3 separate regions of the Mus musculus genome follow, and all the other regions are linked to region 3. Evidence: chromatin loops called from intact Hi-C (ENCODE). Cell type or tissue: heart. All regions are shown on one strand. Links, peaks and the distances in the headings refer to the core of each region. The heading gives the core; the rest is flanking DNA.

What was found. A loop is a pair of places that touch in the nucleus more often than their neighbours do. Peaks named below come from ENCODE experiments on the same cell type or tissue, not always from the same donor. Only the 100,000 strongest peaks of a DNase experiment are listed, where the experiment ranks them.
Region 1: a loop joins it to region 3, with 3 times the contacts of the local background. A loop is called at or near these places in 8 of 42 quality-filtered maps.
Region 2: a loop joins it to region 3, with 3 times the contacts of the local background. A loop is called at or near these places in 25 of 42 quality-filtered maps.

The regions. Positions count from the first base shown.
Region 1 is chr3:135,709,528-135,717,610 of GRCm38, reverse strand. No RefSeq gene overlaps it. Among named protein-coding and RNA genes, the nearest start is that of Nfkb1, 22 kb to the right of the region's middle. In heart, for the core only: a CTCF peak has its summit at 3,842 (motif pointing right); no DNase peak of the experiment used is centred there.
Region 2 is chr3:135,286,353-135,294,435 of GRCm38, reverse strand. Bdh2 (3-hydroxybutyrate dehydrogenase, type 2) reads right to left here. Exons shown (of 10, transcript NM_001172055.1): 3 at 6,097-6,175; 4 at 4,785-4,881; 5 at 3,334-3,442. All of the region lies in intron 1 of Gm46826 (a long non-coding RNA gene), which reads left to right. Among named protein-coding and RNA genes, the nearest start is that of Bdh2, 9.2 kb to the right of the region's middle. In heart, for the core only: a CTCF peak has its summit at 3,982 (motif pointing left); no DNase peak of the experiment used is centred there.
Region 3 is chr3:135,398,619-135,406,701 of GRCm38, reverse strand. It overlaps Cisd2 (CDGSH iron sulfur domain 2), which reads left to right. Exons shown (of 3, transcript NM_025902.3): 3 at 1-290. Among named protein-coding and RNA genes, the nearest start is that of Cisd2, 21 kb to the left of the region's middle. In heart, for the core only: CTCF peaks have their summits at 2,674 (motif pointing left) and 4,246 (motif pointing left); a DNase peak (open chromatin) is centred at 4,231; H3K27ac peaks cover 897 bases.

The sequences.
Region 1 (8,083 bases), core at 1,907-5,906, 310 kb before region 3:
AGAGGGCTAATATCCAGTATATGCAAAGAACTCAAGAGGTTAGACTCCAGAGAATCAAATAACCCTATTAAAAATGGGGTACAGGGCTAAACAAAGAATTCTCAACTGAGGAATATTAAATGGCCGAGAAGCACCTAAAGAAATGTTCAACATCCTTAGTCATCAGGGAAATACAAATCAAAACAACCCTGAGATTCCACCTCATACCAGTCAGAATGGCTAAAATCAAAAACTCAAGTGATAGCAGATGCTAGTGAGGATGTGAAGAAAGAGGAACACTCCTCCACGGCTGGTGGGATTGCAAGCTGGTACAACTCTGGAAATCAGTCTGGCGGTTCCTCATAAAATTGGACATAGTACTACCTGAGGACCCAGCTATACAACTCCTGGGCATATATCCAGAAGATGTTCCAACCGGTAAGAAGGACACATGCTCCACTATGTTCATAGCAGCCTTATTTATAATAGCCAGGAGCTGGAAAGAACCCAGATACCTCTCAAACGAAGAATAGATACAGAAAATGTGGTACATTTACACAATGGGATACTACTCAGCTATTAAAAATGATGAATTCATGAAATTCTTAGGCAAATGGATAGAACTAGAAAATATCATCCTGAGTGAGGTAACCCAATTGCAAAAGAACACACATGGTATGCACTCACTGATAAGTGGATATTAGCCCAAAAGCTCCAAATAACCAAGATACAATTCACAGACCACATGAAGCTCAATAAAAAGGAAGACCAAAGGGTGGATGTTTCGGTCCTTCTTAGAAGGAGAACAAAATACTCACAGGAGCAAATATGGAGACAAAGTATAGAGCAGAGACTAAAGGAAAGGCCATCCATAGACTGTCCCACATGGGGATTCATCCCGTATACCAGACACTATTGTAGATGCCAAGAAGTGCTTGCTGACAGGAGCCTGATATAGCTGTCTCCTGAGAGGCCCTGCCAGAGCCTGACAAATACAGAGGTGGATACTCGCAGCCAACCACTGGACTGAGCACAAGGGTCCCCAATAGAGGAGTTAAAGAAAGGACTGAAGGAGTTGAAAGGGTTTGCAACCCCATAGGAAAAACAACAATATCAACCAACCAGACCCCCCCCCCCCACAGAGCTCCCAGGGACTAAGCCATCAACAAAGGAGTACACATGACTCCAGCTGCATATGTTGCAGAGGATGGCCTTGTCATGCATCAATGGAAGGAGAGGTCCTTGGTCCGATGAAGGCTCGATAGATGCCCCAGTGTAGGGAAATAGAGGGCAGGGATGTGGGAGTGGGTGGGTAGAGAAACACCGACATAGAAACAGAGGGAGAGAGGATGGGGTAAGGGGTTTTCAGAAAAAGGGAGGAAACTGGGGAAGGGGATAACATTTGAAATGTAAATAAAGAAAATATCTAATAAAAGAAAAAATATATAATTATCATATAACGTACTTATATGTATATGTTATATTAATATATGTATATATAAAAATATATGTCATTATAGAGTGTATTAATATATAACATTAATATATTAGTGCAATGATATTATGCTAATATATCAATATAATTGATATTAATATATTGATACATCATGAAAATGTAATATAAGTAGATAAAATATAATTATAATATATAGTTTATATATAACAAGGATTGTATATTACATTATTATAATAACATATTATACTATAGAATTCTACAATATATAATTATATATTTTATATTATTATATGTGTTATAATATTATATTGATATATAATTACATAGATATATAAATATAATACATAACATACAATAATACTTATAATGTATGTGTTATACATAAACATTACATATAAAGAATAAATATATACATTATATAATGTGCATAATGTATATTTATATATTATGATATATGTGTTATTTCTTGTGTAATACATTATGTATAGTATATAACACATGTAAATTATATATATATAATTTTTTGAGAATGTCATACATGTATCTAATACAATCTGCTTCATCTCATTCCACATCCGCTATTACCTCCCTCCTGATCTCTGTCAACACGTACCCAACTCCTCCCTACAAGTTTGTTTCTCATATTCCTGTCTTTTCATTTTGTTTTTGTTTTTTTTTTGTGACCCACTAAGTTTAACCACAGTTGTCTGTGTGACAATGGGCCCATCAGAGCCTGGTTATGCTCATCAGTGGGTACACAAATGCAGGATAGGCCTCCCCTCTCCCAACATCCATCAGTAGCCAATAGTCTAGCAGAGAAAGATGGTGCCAGTGAGCTGGTCCCCATTCATAGTTGACTGGTGACAGGTGCAGTCTCCTGTAGGCCTAGTGAAAGGAAACACAAATACTGTGAGTTGGTGGTTGTAAAGATGGTGCCAGTGAGCTGGTCCCCATTCATAGTTGACTGGTGACAGGTGCAGTCTCCTGTAGGCCTAGTGAAAGGAAACACAAATACTGTGAGTTGGTGGTTGTAAAGTTGTGTCATGGCCAAAAGACATTTCTTCACTGCCCTCTTCCTTATCCTTAAGCCATCCTCCCTTTCCTCTGCGTCACTCCCTAGCAGACATGACACACGTGTCTTGCTTACCGTGGAGCCCTGAATGATCATTTAGTCTCAGCATCCTGAGCAGCCGTGAGTTTCTATATTCACCACTGTTCATTGCAAAGAGAAGCATCTCCAATTAAGGCTAAAAGTAGCATTTGTTTACGGGATGAGCTTAAATATTTAGGGGGTGTTTGGTGCTGTATCAGTTTAGCTAAACAGCAATAGGGAATTCAACATTCCTCACACACTCCTTGCTGAGGCTACAGATGCTGGTCTCTGATCTAGACTCTGGTCAATACCTTATACAAAGTACATATATGCTTACCACAATGTCTGTATCCATGCATAAGTTCAAACACCATTTCATATGTTAAACTGAAGACTCAGACATTAAAGAAGGCTAGAAACGCATTATCCATACTGACATTTCTAAGTGTATTGTATGCCAGGCCTTATCACTCAGTGATAACTAAAGCTCCAAAGGACCCCATTCTGGGCCACCCTAGTTTTTGACTCTTCTCCCTCCCAAGAGAACAGCAGGCATAAGAATTAAAAAGAATTTCCCGTATTTACAATTCAAAAGAAATCAACCATGTTCCTTGCCTTTTTTTTTCTTGATGTACTTTCCTAGGAACTCTGCAGTTCAGACCTTTACATTTTGAAAACAACTGGCAACTTCACCCAGTGAAGTGACATTGGTCTATTTTGTGTGAGCTAGTAAGAAAGTTTTAAAAGTGTTCATACACATGGCATAGTTTGTGAATGGAGTTAGATCATTTTAATTAAAATTAAAACAAATATGCACAGTAATGAATCAGCAAACTTTTCACCAAATTTGAACATAGCATGGCTGTATGGATGACAGGGCTTTTGTCTGCATCAAAAAAGTAGTCTCTCTCTCTCTGTCTCTCTCCGTCTCTGTCTCTCTCTGTCTCTCTGTCTCTCTCTGTCTCTCTGTCTCTCTCTGTCTCTCTGTCTCTCTCTCTCTGTCTCTGTCTGTCTCTCTCTGTCTCTCTCTGTCTGTCTCTCTCTGTCTCTGTCTCTCTCTGTCTCTGTCTCTCTCTGTCTCTCTCTCTCTGTCTCTCTCTCTCTCTCTCTCTCTTCTCTCGTGTGCATCAGCTAGTGTTCTAGCAGCATATTAAAATGACAACAAAATCACCAGCGAGTTTCAAATTCCATCAGATTGGACTTTCCAGTGACCCTTAACTGGATGAGTACAAACAGGAACGGAGAGCAAATATCTGAAAAGCATATTCACAAATAGCATCTGAATAAATTTCATTAAGCAGAGCTCACCTCTTCAAACAATACCAGGAGGGGGCAGCATATATTGTAGCTTGCAGAACTGGATCAAAGCACAGGTTCTTAGGAAAAAGTCAGATGCAGAGCCGGAAGCCAGGTGACACAGGGAAGCCATCAGAAGATATCAACTTTCAGGGATATGCAGAAGTCACTGCCGTTTGCAGAGAGAGAGAGAGAGAGAGAGAGAGAGAGAGGGAGGGAGGGAGGGAGGGAGGGAGGGAGGGAGGGAGGGAGGGAGGGAGGGAGGGAGGGAGGGAGGGAGAGAGTCACAAGGAGAGACCTAGACTCTTGTTGTGGTATGGATGACTAAAGTATAACCATGGAAATGTATCCACAAACAACTGGCTTCACACATACTTGTCAGAGGCTTGCCATCTGCAGAGTGGGAACACTTAGTAAATAATACTTCCTTTTCTTAACTCATTCCCCTAAGGAGAAATCTTTGTCCTGGCACAGTTGTTTCCTGGCCACCCCCTGAAAGTTCTAATTTTAATTACCTTACTTTTCTCATAGGAAAAAAGAAGCACATTTTAAAGGCACTTACCATAAATACCTGGGAAGAGATCTCAGACAAATCTGTCAGGGAAGTGATCAAAAATGCAGCCATTCTTGGACCTGAAACAACTCTTAGCTCAGCAGAGGAGAGCACATGCTGCTCTTTTTAATTTAAAGATTTATTTATTTATTTTATGTATATGAGTACACTGTAGCTGGTTGTAAGCCTTCCTGTGGTTGTTGGGAATTGAATTTTTAGGACCTCTGCTTGCTCCAGTCTGACCAACTCCGCTCTCACTCAGTCCTTGCTCGCTCTCACTCAGTCCTTGCTCGCTCCGGACCAAAGATTTATTTATTATTATACATAAGTACACTGTAGCTGACTTCAGATGCACCAGAAGAGGGCATCAGATCTCATTATGGGTGGTGTGTGAGCCACCATGTGGTTGCTGGGATTTGAACTCAGGACCTTCGGAAGAGCAGTCAGAACGCTTACCCGCTGAGCCATCTCTCCAGCCCTTGCATGTGCTGCTCTTACAGAGGACTCTGGTTGGATTCCCAGAAACACATGGCAGCTCGCAACCATCTGTAACTCCAGTTCAAGTGGATTTGATGTCCTCTTCTGACCTGCTCGGGGATCACACACCCATGTGGTGGGTATACATGCATGCAGACAAAACCCTCATACACATAAAATAGTGAAGTAAATAAATCTTTTCTAAAGGGGGCAGGGGTAAAGTGTTTCTTTCTAGCCATGGTGTCATAGGAACCACATTGTACTGGCTGGTTGTGTGTCAGTTTGACACAGGCTTGAGTCATCAGAGACAAGGGATTCTCAATTGAAAAAAATTTTTTCTTCTGTAAAACCTGACTTTAGGCAAGATTGTACAGCATTCTCTTAATTAGTGATTGATGTGGGAGGGCGGTTCCATCTGGGGCTGGTGGTCCTGGGTTCCATAGAAAGCAGGCTGAGCAAGCCACAAGGAGCAAGCTAGTAAGCGGCATCCCTCCACGGCTTCTGCATCAGCTCCTGCCTCCAGGTTCTTGGTCTGCTTGAGTTAGTAACCCTAAGATAGACATGTTACAAACAGAATAAATACTGCAAATGTGATGTTTCTTGTCAAGCTAGCCCCAGGTCCATACTCATTGTAAAATAAAACTATTGTGTTATTATTAATGGGTCTTCTATGCAGTAAAATATTCACATTTCACTGATTAAAACTATGAACAATTAGAATAAAATTTTCTTGATTTTAAAAGTATCATCATGTACATGTGTACTTATATGCTCAAAGCTTTCAGATATGTAGATTAAAAGCCTCACTTTCCTATAAAAGTAATATTATTATTGGAAACAGTCTCAATACCTTAGAAACCAAAATTTCTTCTAACGTAACGTCTCCCTTTGTTGCACCTTGCCAATTCTTCCCCTAAAATGAGCTAAAAATGAGCAAGTCATGATTCATGCATGGTTCAGAATGACTCAAAATTCTAAAGAACAGATGCCCCACTATAAATTTTTTTCCCAGAAAATAATACAAGTTTTCGACCCTAGTGACTTTCAAAAAAATCCACCAAATTCTATTTATACTAAGGTTTCAAAAGCAAAATATAGAGCTTAAAGGGGGAGACCGGACACCAAGAGATAATTTAACATTTTTACTTGACAGATGGGAAAATATTAATAATCCAACCAGTTATTCAGATTCCAAAGTTTAAGTGTGTTATTTTGAAATATTTATACCTATTGTATTTATACATATCTACTATATGTTATGTAGGAAATTTTTAAATATTCGGTGTGTTCCTTTGTTTTTAGGAGACTAAGGCTATATTGCTAAAACTGAAAATCAGCTATGACTTGCACGAGGCCATGTGTTTCATGACTTGATATGGCTGTTTCGGCTCAGGTGGACAGAATCTAGAACAAACTTGAGCAATAATTCCAACATTCATACCCGTGAATGGCTGAATAGGAGAGAAAATGCTATGACGGTGTAAATATTTGGAAGATCGAGCTGAGAAGAAGTTAAATGAGATAATACATTTTCATGGAAACACAAGCGCACTGTTATGAAGATAAAACAGCTCAGCGTTTGTAACAAGGAGGAAATGACAGAGAGATTCCCCTCTGGGGGAGGGAGCTTTCGGAAGCAGGTAAGACCAGCCTAAGATGTTTCTCCTCAACTTGTCATTAGAATTGCTGTGACCACAGATGTCTTATTAAACTAGCAATAGTTAAGCAAACTTAGAAAGCTTCTTGCCAAATTCGAGGTTGAGTTCTCACTAAACATGGTGTCAGCTTCTTCCACACTCTGTACAGAGCCAAATGGACCACACCAAAGCAGATGGGAAGATGCTACAACTCGATTTCCACTTAGAACTTTACCACCTTCATCTGTGTTTAGAATGGAGGAGCATGTGTGTATCTCTCAATCCCATAGGAACACCCCCACTGCACTCCAGCCAAGAGTAAGAGGGAGGCCTGGAAGCTTTAGACAAAAGCACATATGTTTAAGAGGAAAATGTGTATATTTAGTAAATATTTTCTGTGAACAGACATTTAACCTCATTTGAATTGTCCATGTGCTTTCCTTTTCTCTTTTGAGATGCATGGCTTTGACCCAGTGTTCCCTACATACCTACTTGTCGGTTTTACCAAAGAAATAAAAAAAGAAAAGATTCTGAGGGTGTGCCATTGGATTCAGCCCCCAACAAAATTGTGGCAATATAATAAGTGATCTTTTAAGCTGGTTTAGAGTATAGAATTCTACATAAGCGAAGAAAAGTTCTCCCAGGTTCTGAGAGAAAAACACCCAGAGCAAATGGAGCAAGAGTGTGGTGAAGACATCAATGTCCTATCAAAATCCCCCTGAAATCTAGAAAATCATGTATTTATTCCCGAAAGTGCATAAATTAACACCTAGCAAGTCCCAAGGGCTTCCATTGCATAGAGAAAGACTGGAGCTGGGAAGAAGGGGGCTGAAAGGTAAAGTTGTACATCCCCGGGCTTCTTCAAACACACTCCAGAGTTGGTAAGATGCACAATAAATTTGCATTTCAGCCACAAATTCAAATATAGCATAAGTACAATCCAGTTTTCCTTTTCCTGCAAATTAACTTCATATCCATTTCAAGTCGCTATTAAACTTTAGGTTCCCATCTTTGTTTTAAACAGTGTGATTTATAGAGCGCCATGGTGAGACGCTGGATATCTGTCAGCCACTCCCATGGGCACCTGCTAAGACATCTGTCAACGAATCTAGTCTTCATGCATTGAACATCACATCCCCGTAGGTGAGGGTACTCCAGGCACTTTCCACTATAGTATCAGTCTGGATCTGTTAGTCTTTCCCGTTTTAGGCAGAGACCATTCCTCAGAACTGTGTTTATGGGTCAGGACCTAAGGGCTCTTCCCAGAACACCAAGGGTAATATCCTCCCACCTGACTCCTCCCCAATCCACACACACTCTGTTTCTAATCTTAGAAATATTTTTCTAGAGCAATTGTGATAAAAACTGCATGGTACTGGTATAGAGACAGACAAGTAGACCAATGGAATAGAATTGAAGATCCAGAAATGAACCCACACACCTATGGTCACTTGATCTTCGACAAGGGAGCTAAAACCATCCAGTGGAAGAAAGACAGCATTTTCAACAATTGGTGCTGGCACAACTGGTTGTTATCGTGTAGAAGAATGCGAATCGATCCATACTTATCTCCTTGTACTAAGGTCAAATCT
Region 2 (8,083 bases), core at 1,907-5,906, 110 kb after region 3:
AAGCCCTGGCTGTCCTGAACTCAATTTGTTGACCAGGCTGGCCTGGAGCTCATAGAAATCCACCTGCCTCTTCATCCCGAGGGCTGGAACTAAAGGTGTGCACCACCATGCCTGCCTGCAAAGCGCCTCTGTAGATGATAAGGGGGATCTTAAAGCCAGACATAATTCCCCCTGCCTTGCCCCCTTTAATCCTAGCCCCCAGGAAGCAGAGGAAGGCAGATGGTTGTGAGCTGAAGACCACCATGATATACACATGGTGAGTTTAAGCCAGCCAGTGCTCTGTAGTAAGACTCCAAAAAAAAAAAAAAAAATCTGGTTTATCATTTTTTCTTATCTGATATAACCAACACGAAAAGCTCAGCTTAGTATGGAGACTGGCTATGATACAAGTTGTCTCCAGTCTTCTGAAATTTAGTAATTTCCAGGGCAAAGCTCAGGCCTCAGGCACCTCAGAGATGTAAGTCATAAGCCTGCCACTCACACCGCCCACTCAGTCCTCCCATTGCCTTCTCCGCTCTGTCTCCAGCCTGTCTCGGGAGACAGCTCTCTGCCAGCTGTCACTCACGCTGTTCCTCTTGGCTCCCGGCACAGAATGCCTGTGAAGTGAGGGGCCCAGAACAACTGATTTCCAGGAGCCTCAAGCAGAGCATTGCTCTAGAGCACCCCAGACACAGCCCTTCTGCCCCCATTGCCAGCGCTCAGCCAAGCTCCTTGGCATTTCTTAGCATTCTAAGCCACTAGGTTCAATGTTTGGCCACCCTCTGGAACAAGATGTTTGACTCGTTTAGCCAGGGTTTTCTGAATCATTCTGAGTTCAACCCTGATAAAGCACAGCAAGGGGAAAAAGTAAATACAAAGTATATTCATAGAACAAAGATATTTCCTTTTTTTCCCCTGATCTTCTTTCTCTCCAGGCCAACCAGCATTCTGTATAATTACTCTTCTTATAGGATTTTTGACTTGGTCTCTGCCTCTTGACTGTCCTTGCAATCTAGGGATGGTTTGCTGTGCATTTATCTGAGAACCAATTCTGTCAGTTCCCATCTTTTTCGCCAAATGACCTTGCAGATCTGTGTTGGTTTTCCATCCTGGAAAACTTTAGCCTGGCAATTGTGCATCATAGTTAATGATACAGAAAACCCGGGGACGGCTAGGGCTGGAAGTGATTCGAAATGTGTCTTCCTCATTCTCGGACGGAAGAGACAGACGATGAGAGGGTGCACGTGCCATCTCCTAGGACATGTGACCTGGGGCTCAGAGTGCTTAGGGACTCGAAGGCCAGTGTCTGAGACGAGAAATCGAGATGTCAGTGTCGTCTTTCCCACTAAGCCTATGCTTTGCCCGAAGCCCCCAAGTGCTGAGATTGCAGTGCGCGATTCCCCTGCTCCTGTGGAAAAGCCACTTTAAACAACCAGTGCCGAGGCCTTCAGGTTCTATGTCACAGTCACTGATTATTTTTTTCCAAAAGCAGAAAGGTATTTTATCATTGTTAGAATCATGAACTTTTGATCGGGCATGGGTGTATCAAGAACTAACATTCCCTTAGGAATGTTCCTAAGTTCCACTTGCACTGTACCTCAGAGCCACTCCCTGAGCCTCTGCTTCAGATCTGTGCTTACAAATGTGTTGGATATCTGTGTCATCATCTTGTCCTCTGAAATCTCCTTCAGCCCCTCCCCCAAGTACTATACAAAGTACTGGTCTTCAACAGATACAACGTCTATAAGCTATAAAAGGGCAAAAGGTATCATTTTTACTCAGGTGACGGTGTCTCTGTGAGTGTATGCTGCGCATGTGAATATTCCAGCTCCAGAGGCCAGCACAGGGTGGTGAATGCTGTGAACCGCAGTCATTATAGGCAGTTATACAGGGAACTGAACTCAGGTCCTCTGAAAGAGCAGCAGGTGCCCTTAACCTTTGAGTCGTCCTCCAGTCTGGAAACAAACTTGTAAAAGGGATAGCTAGTCCAATGTTATGTGGACTGACCAAAGATCCTTTTTAAGCACAAATCAAGTATTTAAAAACCATACCTTAGAGCCGGGTGTAGTGGTGCATGCTGTTAATTCCAGCACTCAGGAGGCAAATGTAGAGGAATCTCTGTGAGTTCAAAGTCAGCTTGGTCTACATAGTGAGTTCCAGGACAGCCAGAGCTACATAGGGAGACCAGGTCTTGGAAAAACCAAAACAAACAGAGAAAGTGTGTCTCTCTATGGCAGCTGATCTGGCCTTGCTCCCTCTGCCCCGCTCACTCCTTGCCACTCTTGCATTAAACACTCGTGCAGGCCAGGGGTATGCGCTGTCATTTACACCTTTCCAGAGCACCCAGAAGAGCTCTGCACTCTAAGGCATTGATGCTGTGTTTAAACAGTAAGATGTAGGCTGGGCATCTTGGTGTATACCTTTAACCCCTGCACGGAGGAGACACACAAGTAGATCTCTGACTATATCAAGTTCCAGGCCAGCTAGGGCTCATAGTGAGACTCTGTCTCAAACAAGAGAAAGGGGCTGGAGAGACGGCTCAGGGTTAAGAGCATTGGTTGCTCTTCTAGTCTGTAACTTGAGTCCCAGGGGATCTGATGCCTTTTTCTGGCCTCTGGGAGTAAACAGATACACACACAGGCAAAACACCCACACAAATAATAATAATAATAATAATAGTAATAATAATAATAACAAAACTGAGTAACTCTTTGTAGGGAAAAAAAGCCCCAGGGCACAAGCACCTTGACAACCAGTGCCCGGGCCCAGAAGGTTGGCTACAGGGCTTCATAGCTGACTCTAATCACTTTCTAGTTACGTGAGCCTTTTCCTCCCCCTCAGATGTGCCCTGTGTAGTCAGCTGATATGATGAAATATCATTCACTCCACAAGAGGATTCTCCTGCAGCAAGAAGCCGATCCATCTCCCCAGATACCCCTTCCTTCATTTTGTTTTCTCTGAGAATCCCAGTTTGCCAGTGAGGTCCAAGAGGGCCTCCCATTTAACCTAGGAACCGTGTCTGCATTATACTCGTAACCACCCCAAGTTATATTACATGACATATTTATGTGTTAATTGAGTTCCTCACCCTGTCCTAATAGAAACTCTCTTCAAAAAAGAACTTTGTTAAGTTCACTGGAGGGTCTCCTCAGTGTTGAAAATGCTTAATAAATGTTTCTTGAATGTAGGAGCTGGAGGGTTAAATGGATTAATCTCTATAAATTGCCTTGCTATAAATGTTCATTAGTCAACTTGCTAGCTACAATCACACTCAAATACACACAATACACACGCGTGTCCTCCGTGTGCCCAGGATGAAAGCAGACACCCTCCTCAGACTGTCGGTCCCCTTACTTTGGGAAGGAATGCTTTGATCATCAGGAACATGCTGCGGACGTTGAGATTCATTGAGAAGTCCCAGTCTTTTTCCTCGCAATCCAGGATGGTTCCGTGGTGGACAAAACTGAGTGATTCAACAAGAGGGAGAAATGCAATTAAAGAATCAGTAGGCAAGTACGTGCCAGCATGCCCTGGGTATAATCTCTAGGATTATAGGAGCAAAACAATACAATAACAACAGTGGCGGCGGCGGCGGCGGCGGCGGCAGCACACACACACACACACACACACACACACACACACACACACACACATTCCTTCAGTCTCAACACTCAGGAGGCAGAGGCAGGCAGATCTCTCTAAGTATGAGGCTAGGTTGGTCTACAGAGTGAGTTCTAGGCCAGCCTGAGAGGCATGTGAGAACCTGTCTAAAGAAAAATGAAAGATAGGCTTCCACTGTGGCTCTTGCTGGCAAGCCTAAGGACTTGAGATCAATCCCCAGACTGTAGAAGAGAACTGATTCCTGTAAGTTGTCCTCTGACCTCTGACCTCTGACCTCCACATACCTGTTGCAGAGCTCACACACTGTCTCTCACACAGTGCACTGGGAACATCAGTGCTTTTAAAAGGCTGTTCATTTCATTTCTGTTTCCAGGGCAACAGTGCCCTCAAGTGGCACAGACTAAGCTTCTGCAGGGAAATCAAAACTGGAAGGAAAACCTCTCTCTCTCTCAGCATAGTAAAGTAACATTGTGCCTGTTTGCCTCCAGCACAGCAGGCAAACCTCCATATAATATCAGTGTGGTGAAGTAACATTGTGGCTGTTAGCATCTAGCAGTACACAAGCCAGGAAGAACAAACAAAAAACAAAAAACAAAACAAAACAAAAAACCCAACAACCTTGCCCTCTTACAAGTCACTCTTCCTCAGGGAAGTCTCTTGAACATGGCAACCTTACTGACTTGGTCCTCTGGACTGAGATTGTGTAGTCAATTATAAGATGTGGTCGGGAGTGTTTCTCAGGTTAGTCACTTGACCAGCCTCCTGTAGCAAGAGTCACAGATTGCCTCCTGCATCCTCCACAATGCCGAAGACTGAATGGATGCTCAAAAGCCAATTGCTATGTCTCCATTATAGATACAGCCTTGCAGAGGCTATAGATACAGACTTGCAGAAAGACAAGCAGATCACTTATAAAATGAAACATCAGAAACCACTGCTTTGTTTAATTGCCAGACTTTACATCAGCACCCACCCCTTTAGCTTTAACTTCCTATGGGCTCCAGGTTCATAGCAAGTGACATAGCTGTTTCACTTGCTGAATTGTACAGGGGTATGTGACATTTATCCCAACTTCCCAAGGAATAGGCCATGTTCTGTTAACTGATCATTTTTTATACTATCAATATTCATTTAATAAAATTATAGAAAACTTTCTCAGAGTGAAATAAAAAGTTTATAATTACCCAGCAACATTAAAGAGAACATCAATTCTCTCGATTTCTGAGGCAAACTGATCAATCTGTCTCTTCTTTGTGACATCAAGGACTCGAGTTTGAATACCTGGTGAATAAAGTAAAAGAGAGTGTTTACAGAGAACTCATAAAATATGTAACTGTGAAGATGTGGCTGTTTAGCGGTGTGCAGTGTGAAGAATGTAGCATTTCTACTTAGGTTGTCCATGACTCATGTCCACCACTGGCATTTAGCAATTACAAGAGAATCATTAAAATGCACACATCTCAGGCTGGAGATGTGGCACTCACTGGCCTATCAGAGGACTGGAGTGCCCATCCCAGCTGTCACATCAGGTGACTCACAGAGGCCTGCAACCTCCTCACAGGGATCTGATGTCCCATCTGGCCTCTGTGGGTTCTCACATATACACAGGCTCACACATACCTAAATAAAAATGGAATAGATCTTTAAAAAAAATCTCTTCTAAAGATATACAAATTTTAAAGTGTCCTCTTCCACCCCCTCAATAAGCTCTCTGTTAGGGGCTACAGAGTTATCTCAGCAGTTAAGAACACTGTCTGCTTTTCCAGAACATCTGAGTTGGATTCTTAGCACGCCACGCTGGTTAATAGCTGCCTGTAACTCCAGTTCCAAAGGCTCTGCCACACTCTTCTGGCTGCCACGCACTTACTGCAGGAAAGCCATTCATACACATAAGATCAAAATTAGACAATTAAAAAAAATAATCCCTGCGGTATTAAATGGATTTCACTTTTCATGAAATGTCTCAATTTTCCTTTCAATAAAATAAAAGTACTGATAAAATGCAAAAAAAAAAAATACCAAAAACCAAAAAACAAAACCAATGAACCAAATAAATCAAATAAATGACCAACTGATTTTCCCCCTACCTTTTTTAGCTTTTGATGGGGCTACAGAAAGGTTTGCAAGAATACAAGAGGGTCATATTACCTGTAACCTGGGCCAAGGCTGCTCCCAAAGAGTCTTGGGCAGCAGTGAAAGAGCCATTAATAGTTAACCTGGCAACTGTTAATTCTCACAGAACTTTGTAATTGAGAGCGAAATCCCTCAGCACATTGCGTAACAGAAGACCTTAAGCATGTGCCTTCACACTCCCCCTGACATGTGTGACTGTACACACTGTTTCCCGTAGGCCCTAGAATACAGATTTGATAGGATGTGAAGGAGCAGGGTTGGGAGAGAAGGTGTCTGAACCAGCTGGAGTTTCCCTCTGATGCTCGCTCCGTGCCTCTGCTTCCCATACTGGGCTGACTGTGAACCTGAAGGCAAATGGCTCACCTCGGTAACTTTCCAGCTCCTGGAGTTTGGACTCGTTGATATCTGTGGCTATGACTTTGGCTCCTTCTCTTGCAAAAGCCTGCCAGAAACAAACACAAATCAATCCTTTGCTTATTACTCTCAAAAATGGAAAGCATTTTTCCTTATCTTGTCTCGCTCCCCTTTACTGCATTGTGGGTTTTTTTTTTTTTTTTTGGTTTTGGTTTTTTGAGACAGGGTTTCTCTTGTATAGCCCTGGCGTCCTGAAGCTCACTCTGTAGACCAGGGTGGCCTCGAACTCAGAAATCCGCCTGCCTCTGCCTCCCGAGTGCTGGGATTAAAGGCGAGCACCACCACACCCGGCACATTGTGGTTATTTTTGTCAGTCATTGGAGGAACAGGGATTATATTTTCCATCTTAATTTAACCTTTTACTATTAAAGAGTACAGTATATTTCTTTTTAAATGTTAATCCCAGCACTTGGGAGGCAGAGGAAGGCAGACCTTTGTGAGTTCAAGGCCAGCCTGGTTAGAGAGTTCTAGGACAGCCGGGGCTACACAGAGAAATGCTGTCTCAAAAAATAAAACCAACCCTCTAACTCGAGGCTGGAGAGATGCTCAGTGGTTAAAAGCATGGGCTACTCTTTCAGAGCACGTGGGTTTGGTCCTAGCACCCACATGGCAGCTCACAATTGTATCTTCAACTCCAGGAGATCTGAGGGTATGTGCTTGGTGTACATATATACATGTAGGCAAAACATCCATGTAGATAAAATAAATACAAATAAAAATAATCAATAGTAAAAAAGCAGCCCCAAAACAAATGCTCTATCTCTGAGCTGGGTGAGCTGGCGCGAGCCTTTCATCCCAGAGCTCGAGATGCAGACGCACTTGCATATCTGTGAATTTGAGGCCAACTTGGTCTCTACACAGAGACATTCAGGGGTACATGGTGAGGCGCTGATTCAACAAACAAACAAACAAAGAAACAAACAAACAATCCCCTAGTGCCTCTAGCTTTCTGCAGTCATGTTATGTTATTCTGTGACGAGATCTATCTATGCTTTACCCCTTTGTTTGCATGTATTCATTTATCATGTATGTGTTTGTACAGTATGGGTCTGTGCCACGGTGTGAGTTTGGAGGTAAGAGGACAACTTTGCGGAGTCATTTTCTCCTTCCTCTTCCCAGGGGTCAAACGTAGGTCTCAGGGCTTGGATGGCAGTGCCTTTACCTGCTGAGCCCTCTCTAGGGCCTCCATGAGCCTTTTTTAGCATGAGTGAACATGTAAGAGAAAAATGGGTGTTTCCCTGTGAGGACCGCGGCAGCAATCACAAAAAACGCCAGCTCACCCTCTGCATCTTATCCTAGTGTGTTATTAGTCAATATCGGTGCAATGAGGAAGAAACTGAGGCACCTCAGCAAACAAATGGCGAGAGTTTTAACCTCTGGGGTCTTAACCTTGAACTGACATAGTCGTAGAGAGCTTGCACCCTCAAGAGCCCTGCAGTCAGGTCAGGTCACTATGGGGCAGGTAAACTGGGGAAGAGAAGTCTGGGTCTCAGTGTCGAAGGCCATATGATGCCACATAAATGCAAGCAATTCCTTCTTTCCTCTCTATCAGGAATAGTGAGTTTTCTTTTGAACTTAAGATAAGTGAGCTGGCAAGATGGCTCAGTGGATAAAGACACTCATCTTATAAGCCTAGAGACCTGGGTTCAATCCCTGGAATCCACGTCAAAGAGAAAGGAGAGAAGCAGGTCTACAGGGTTGTACTTTAACCTCTATGACCTTTACTATATGTGCTACGTGCACACGCACACACACACAAACACCACACACACACATGCACATACACACACATGCACATACACACTCACATACATACATGCACACACACTCATACATACACACACATGCACATACACACTCACATACATACACACACATGCACACACACACTCACATACATACACACACTCCATGCACATACACACTCACATACATA
Region 3 (8,083 bases), core at 2,133-6,132:
AGAAGTGGTACAAAGCCGTGTCTGCTCACTCCACTCATGGTACTGAGGATGGAACCCAGGGCCTCCCACACCCTGGCAAGAGCCCTTCACACTGAGCTCCGTCTTGAGTTGTATCTTTTCAATAGCATAAACCATTGAGACAAAATACAAGAAAGTTTTCCATATAGGTTTACTGGAATTTTTGAATTATTTGTGATTTTAGCCTACTATCAGAAGTCTCTTTAGTTTTATTTTACAAGTCTCATGTAAGAGCTATTCTTAAACTATTAAAGATACAACCTACTCGTTCATGATGTTTTCTTTTTTATGTATGTACGTGTGTATACACATGGGTCTGCAGATGGGAACATGGAGGCCCAGGGCTCAGTGTGCAGTGTCTTCCTCAACTGCTCTCTTGGTGTCTTAGGGTTTTACTGCTGCGAACAGACACCATGACCAAGGCAACTCTTCTAAGGACATCATTTAATTGGGGCTGGCTTACAGGTTCAGAAGTTCAGTCCATTATCATGAAGTAGGGACCGTGGCAGCGTCCAAGCAGGCATGGTGCAGGAGAAGCTGAGAGTTCTACATCTTCATCTGAAGTCGGCTAGTGGAAGACTGACTTCCAGGCAGCTAGGGTGAGGGTCTTAAAGCCCAGACCCACAGCGACACACCTACCCCAACAAGGCCACACCTACTCCAGCAGGGCCATACCTTCTAATAGTGCCACTCCCTGGGCCAAGCATATACAAACTATCTCACTCACTGAATTTAGAGCTCATAGCTTGAACTAGGCTGCGCAGCCTAGTGAGCCCCGGAACGGCTCGTCTCCTCCTCAGCAGTTGGGTTACAGCTATGTGCCTCAGTGAGGGAGGGCCAGGGATCAGAACTCCGGTTCTCATGATCTGTCCATCTCCTGAACCCGTAGTCTTCCCATGTAGGTGTAAGAAACATTCCATCTTTGTAGTAATAAGGCTAAGAATTATTGAGTATTTATGTGTACCAGACATTACATCAAGCATGGACAGGGCCCATAAATGTATTTCATAATGTCAGTGAATTCCTCTATGTGATTTTACCTTTCTTGTGACCAACAGAAAGATCCAAAATTAGAGTTGGAAAATATCTGTGCTGAGGGAGTTTTACAAGGTCTGCACTCCAAGCTCATAACTGCCTATAGGCAGGGGAGAGGTAGAGCCTTTCTCGTCTGTGGCGGTGGGGTGTTCAGAGACTCTTGATTCAGTGCCCCCAAGCGCCTGCCTTCACCATCAGATTAACCAGGTACTTTCCCACAGATGGTCAAATCCCAGCATGAGTTCGGATGCCTTGTTTGTGGAAGCCATTCTGCTCTGTAAAACCATTGCTACAATGCACAGCAACAGTCATTGAAAAATATTCCAGCTGCTGCCATCCTTTTTGGGCTTCACAGAAGGCACATTTATTGGAGATTGGTGGTCTAGAATGAGATGGTCAACCTTTAATTTTGTCAAATAAGAACAGTGAGAAAAGTGAAAACTGTCTCAGAATGTAATTCTAAGTGCCCTGAGAAGAAAATAGTTCCCTCCCCTCCACATTTTCCACTTTAAAACATACTGTTACTCTGCCCAGACGTCCACGTCTGGGCGCAGGCTGGGGTTTTAGTAAGCTTTCACAGGAGCATAAGAATTGCCATCCTCTGTAAATTCCCAGAGTTCTATCGTGTGCTGTACACAGGCACTGAATAACCACACACACATGAATTGATAAACCACTTGAGTGTTGTAGAACCTTAGAGAAACAGCTTTCTTAGCTTCCTCACGATTGTTACGGGGGTCACCTAAGCTGCTGAAGTAGAGCACTACTCATTCCTTACTCAGCAAACAAGCACCAGCCTTACAAAATACCAGGTATCCTGGGAGCATTAGCAGGGTGATGGGCTAATGACTCACTGGTGTGGATAATTAAGCAAGATGTGTTGTGGAAAGCACGTCACAACTCAGCTGCGAGTTTGCTGCCTCCTGGTGATTCACTCACTGAAATGCTTTTGTGTTTTGTAACCTAATTTGTTAATAAGTTTATAGGAAGCCAATTAAGCTAGCTGCTGATCTGTATCATTTTTGTTTCATAGTCTTTGATTAGAAATGGCAGACTGTATTCCTAAACTATTTTAATGCTCCACTCCAAAACCAAACCGAACCAGGTGACTGTTGTACTCGATACCTGCCCAACAAGTTTAACTAATGAGATTTTACTCATTCAGACTCATCAGGGCCTGCATCACCAATCTGAAAAGGCCTAAGGATGGGGAACTGCTCACACGATCCAAAGCCAGTGCCCGAGCCCCTTCCATCTTCAGTCTACTTAGTTTTCCTTCATAGCAAAATCCAATTAGTTGGTTATCTGTTTTCTATTCCTAAACATAACACTTGTATTAAGAACTTTCTACAGCAACCACATGATGGCTCACAACCATCTGTAATGCTATCCAGTGCCCTATTCTGGTGTGTCTGAGGACAGCTACAGTGTACTCATATATAAAAGTAAATAAACAAACCTTGAAAAAAATTACATTTTAAAGGGGGGGGGGTGGTGGCTGGAGAGATGGCTCAGTGGTTAAGAGCACTGCTCTTCCAAATGTCCTGAGTTTAAATCCCAGCAACCACATGGAGGCTCACGACCATCCGTAACGAGATCTGACGCCCTCTTCTGGTACATCTGAAGACAGCTACAGTCTACTTACATGTAATAAATAAATCTTTTAAAAAAATTCATCCAGAGGCAGGTGAACAATAAAATGTGAGTGCTGACCAGAGAAATAACCAAAAAAACAAGTGAGAATTGAAAATGAAAGGCGAGCAGCTTGAGAAATTTGCATCAGGTAGTGTGATAGTTGAGAAGGTAGGATGTTACATTCACTGATACAGTACCCACTTTTGAAAGCTTAGTGCTAAACGTGGTATATCTAGGTGGAAAAGGTACCCAGGGTGTTCTTTGTTTTGTTTTTGTTTTTTCGAGACAGGGTTTCTCTGTATAGTCCTGGCTGTCCTGGAACTCACTCTGTAGACCAGGCTGGCCTCGAACTCAGAAATCCGCCTGCCCCTGCCTCCCAAGTGCTGGGATTAAAGGCGCGCGCCACCACGCTCGGCCCCGAGATGTTCTTGGTATGTGAGGGCTTCACTGCAAGAAGTTTCCCCATTGGGCTGGAACATTTCCAAACTTAATTGCTAACTTACTGCATAATTTTCTAAAATACGACAGGTGGTGTTTGAATCGCATAGATTGTGTTAGAGAATTTGCCCGCTACAGGGGCAATTGAAAGCCAAATGTGCAGCTGTGCCGCGACTGCCTCCACGTCTCTGGTGCACACAGACTGGATGAAGGAGGACACCTGTAGCTGCTTTCTGTGTTTAACTGCTGCATCTGCCCCCAGGCTTTTGTTCATAGTGGATTTTGACTGGAAGCCCTATTTTTCATTTTACTCAACAAATCTTTCTTTTGCAGAAGTCATGAAGCAGTCTTTAAATACAGTAGAATTACAAGCAGGTACACACTGCTAAGGACATTGCTCAGAGAGGCAGTAACAGGGTCTTTCAGCTCTCCCTTGGCGGGGTGGGGGCGGGGGGTTAAATGCGCAGATGCACTGCACATTAAGAAATGATGCTTTAAACAGTCTGGGTGAAACAGCTTGCGGAGCCTGCTGCTTCTCTCCTCCTTGAGGGTCCTGGGAATTGGACTCAGGTTCTCAGACTTGGCAGCAAGCACCTGCTGAGGTCTGCTCTTCTGATATGTTTTTGTAATGATAAGTACCGGCCCCATAGCCTGGCTGCTCCCTGGAAGGAGAGGATCTGCATGGACAATGTGACCTTGCTTCCTGATTAAAAGTATTGGTTAAATAAAGACGCCAACAGCCAATGGCTGGGCAGAAGAGACATGTGAGTGGTTTGGGTTTTCCAGGCTTGGAGTTGGAGGAGACCCTGAGGAGGCAGAAGAGGAGGAAGTGGAAAAAGGAGAGAGAGGACACCAGGGGTAAAAATCCTAAAATAATGGCCACGTAGGATGGCTGATTGGAGTTAAGAGCAGTGTTCTCTGACCCAAAGATGTCAGGATGCTGGGTGACATCACTAAGCCAGATGTGCCCTTTCTGTGGTCTTCCCCCACCCCAACCTTGAGGATTTACCTTCCCTACTTCAGCTGGTGGTGGGGCCTGTGGTTGGCCACTTCCTTTCACCAGATGAGAACCTATCAGGGCTCGCCCATAGAAATGGTGTGTGCGCTACTGCCACCTTGTGGCCGTATGTTCTTCACTCGCGCAGCACCATAAAAATTCAGTGCCAGAAACCTGAGCAGCGTGCATTTTTCCTGGCCACATCTTATCAAGCCACTGCTAATGCTGGATGTTGAAACTACGAGCGATAAAGCGGATCATAGGTTTCAATGTGGCAAGTCCTGTAAGGACAGTAATGTCCACGTGACAGCAAGTTAAAATGGTTAAGTGCCTAGCTCTCTCTCTCTGTGGAGTGATGACAGATGTGTCTACTCATTAAGCAGAAACTTTGCCTTGGTGAAGCATTTTTGTCGTGGAAAGAGTTATGGAAAGAGAACATGACAGATAAAAATGTCTTCTAAAGGAATCTACAGCAGTTGAAATGTGGACATCGGATACAGTAGAATTTCTAAAGTACTGTCCCACCGAGATTTCCTCACCCCAGTTCCTAGAACCTGTGAATCTATCCCACCTGTGAATATACCACGTGATTTGATGGGCCATACTCCAGGAAATTATCTATGCAGGCCCAATCTAATGTCTTTTTTTTTTTTAACATTTATTTATTTGGTGAGCGTGTGCGCACACACTCATTCATGCACACAAGAGCAAGCACGCAAACACATATGTAGATGTCCCCTTCGGGGCATGTGCTCACCCCGTGGTACTCATGCCAAGAGCTGGTTTTCTCTTTCTATCAAGGGTCCCAGGGATCAAGCTCAGGTTGCCAGTCCTGACTGCAGCCCCCTTCACCGCCTGGGCTCCTCTTGCTGACCCCACAGAAGCTCTCTGAAAAAGTTATTATTTGTACCGGGTGTGGTGGCTCACACCTTTCATCTCAGTACTTCGGGAAGCAGAGGCAGGTAGATCTCTGTGAGTTTACAGCCACCCTGGTGGCTTCCAATAAGATACCAGGCCAGACAGACGTACATAGTGAGTCTGTGTCTTAACAAAGTTATTTGGTTTTTAAATCATGGCAAACTACGTACATAATTCATCATCGTTCCCCATCGTAAGTGCGCACTATAGCAGTTTAACTGTGCTCGCATTAGGTGGCCAGCTGCCAGTACACTCCTAGTTCAGCTGAAGTTGAGGACCACTGAACAACAGTCTCCTCTCTCCTCACTTGCTGTCCTGCTGTATTGTTATTCTTGCTCAAACTGTACATGGAACTCCTATCAACATTAGAGGAAGTGACACAAAATTGTCTCTTGCTGCGCACATAAAGGGTTTTTCTTTGTGACTCAGTTGGTCTGGATTTTTCAGTTCTCTCAGTCAGAAATCCATTGACATTAAAGAAAGCGTCAGACTGCAGCATCAGTTTGACCAATTGGACGTATGCTTTCATTTCTTCCATTTTCAGTGGGAGGTGGTGCCCTGGTGCACGTGTGGAGTCAGAGAGCAATTGTGGGAGTCAGTTCCCACCTTCCACTCAGACTCGTGGAGTCAGATTCGGTCATAGGGCTCAGACACGAGCATCTTCACCCTTCCCGAAAGCCTAGTATGTCTTCATTCTTAAGAAAACAGGCATGGTGCCAGGCATGGTGGTGACACCTTTAATGCCAGCTCTAGGGAGGCAGAGGCAGGTAGATCTCTGAGTTCAAGGATAGCCTGGTCTACAGAGTGAGTTCCAGGACAGCCTGAGCTACACATGACAAGGATGTTGTAACTGAAATCCCGCATTGTGCCAAGGAACCTGGTTGGTAAAAGCATTCAGTAAGAAGGCAGAAGTAAGCCCTTAAGGAATGTTAAGGCTAGTGTTATTATAGTTTAATTGTTTATTTTATGTGTGTGTATCTGGGGTGTGGGAAGGCATGTGTATCATAGAGCATCATGGGAATTATGGAAAACCTTGCTGGAGTCAGCTTTCTCCAGCCACTGTGTGGAATCTAAAGATTGAACTTGCTATGCCTTAGTGGTAAGCTCCTTTAGCTTGTGGGAAATCTGGCCAGCCCTAGGCTATTTTAACATAGTTTAGATGTACTTGTGTTTTTTCTACATGTAGTCTGTGCACCATGTCCCTGCCTCGGGTCCACAGAGGCCCCTGGAATCCTGTTCTGATGCTCTTGAAGAGCAGCCAGTCCTCTTAACCACTGAGCCCTCCACCAACCCCGCTCCACCTCTGTGTTTCAAGAGATATTACTTATAGGCAGATACCAGTTTGAAGCAGATACCAGAAGCTCTCCCAGAAGCCCCCATACCCTCTAAAGAGCAACGCCCACTCCTCCCCACCCCCAACCTGGCAAACATCATTCTGTTGTCCCTGAGCTCACAGAGCATAATGCCCTCAAGGGCCATGAACATCATAGCATGTGTCAACATGTCAAGCTTTATTAATTAATGGTAAGTGTTCCCAAGTCTCTGCAGAGCCCACTTTATTTACCGGTATGCCTGTTGGTTGGCACTGGCCTTTGTGCTATTGTGATAACACCATTATGAATTCAGTTCACACAACTGTCTCAAGAACCTTATTTGCATATATTCTGGGTATAGAACCAGAAGTAGAAATGCTAGATCACATGCAAGTTTTGTTTAATGGTTAGAGTATATGAGAGAACATGTTCATACATGCACACGAGTGTGTGTGTGTGTGTGTGTGTGTGTGTAGAACAAGATGCCAAAGGAACAGCTCGTGATCATACATGATTGAGAGAGAACAAGAGAACACATCTATACTTTTGTCTTTGTGCAGGCCAGAGCTGTCAACCTTGTTTTTTTGTTGTTTTTGTTTTTATAGTCTCTCTGACTAGCCTGTAGGTCATAAAATAAGCAAGCCTAGCTGGCCTGAGCCTCAGGGATCCGCCTGTGTCTCCTCAGCACTGGGTTTACAAAGAGCCCATCATCTGGCTTTTTAACTGAGGTCTTCACACTTGCACTGCAAGTTCCCCCTACTGTTTTTTGGAAACAGAGTCTCATCTAGCCTGGGACTGCCTCACACTCATTATGCATCCAAGAGAGACCTAGAACTTTGGACTCTTCTGGCTCCATTTCCTAAGTGTTGGGAATTATAGGCATGGGCCACCATGACAGGTTTTATGAAGTGCCAGGAATCAAATTTATGTATTCATGCATGCTAGAGGTGCGCTCTACCACCAGTCATAACCCTAGTGCTCATAGAAGCTCTTTTAAAATATATAGGTGTGTGTATGCCTGCATGTGTATGTGCCTGTATGTGCATCATAAGTATTCAGTATGTATGGCCAGAGGGCACTGGACCCACTGGAGCTGGAATTACATATAGGTGTGAACCATGGTATGGATGGTGGAAACTGGACCTGGTGGGTCAATCTGCAGGAGCAACAAGTGCGCTTAATTGCTGAGACATCTCTCTAGCCCCAGTAGAAGCACTTTTAAAAGTAAATTCTAGTTTGTGGTAGAATCCTAGCTCTGGCTGGTCTTGAATTCCTGACATAGCAGAGCCTGAACTGTGAATCCTCCTGCCTCTACTTCCTGAGTGTTGGGGCTAGAAGCATGTTTGACGATTTCCCACTGGGGTTGAACACTGCACTCCACTAGTCAAGCATCTTACCAACTGACCTTTTTCTCCCACCTCCCAAAAGCACTTCTAAAAGGCAAGCTTAAAGTCCTGGCTGCCGACATTTTAAAAAAGGGATCTCCTATTGTTGATGTTATTTTAAGGCAGAGATGTACTATGTAGCCCAATCTGTCCTTGAACTGTGTAGCCCAGGCTGGCCCTTTCTTTATGTGTGATCCTGCCTTAGCCTCCTGACTGCTGGGATAGAAATCTATCATCATCCTGGCTTCACAAAATTTTTTGAACATTTTATTTATTTTTATGTGTATGATGTAGAGGGAGGTGTTGATTCCCTAATTGGTTATTGATTGTGTCAATAAAGGAGG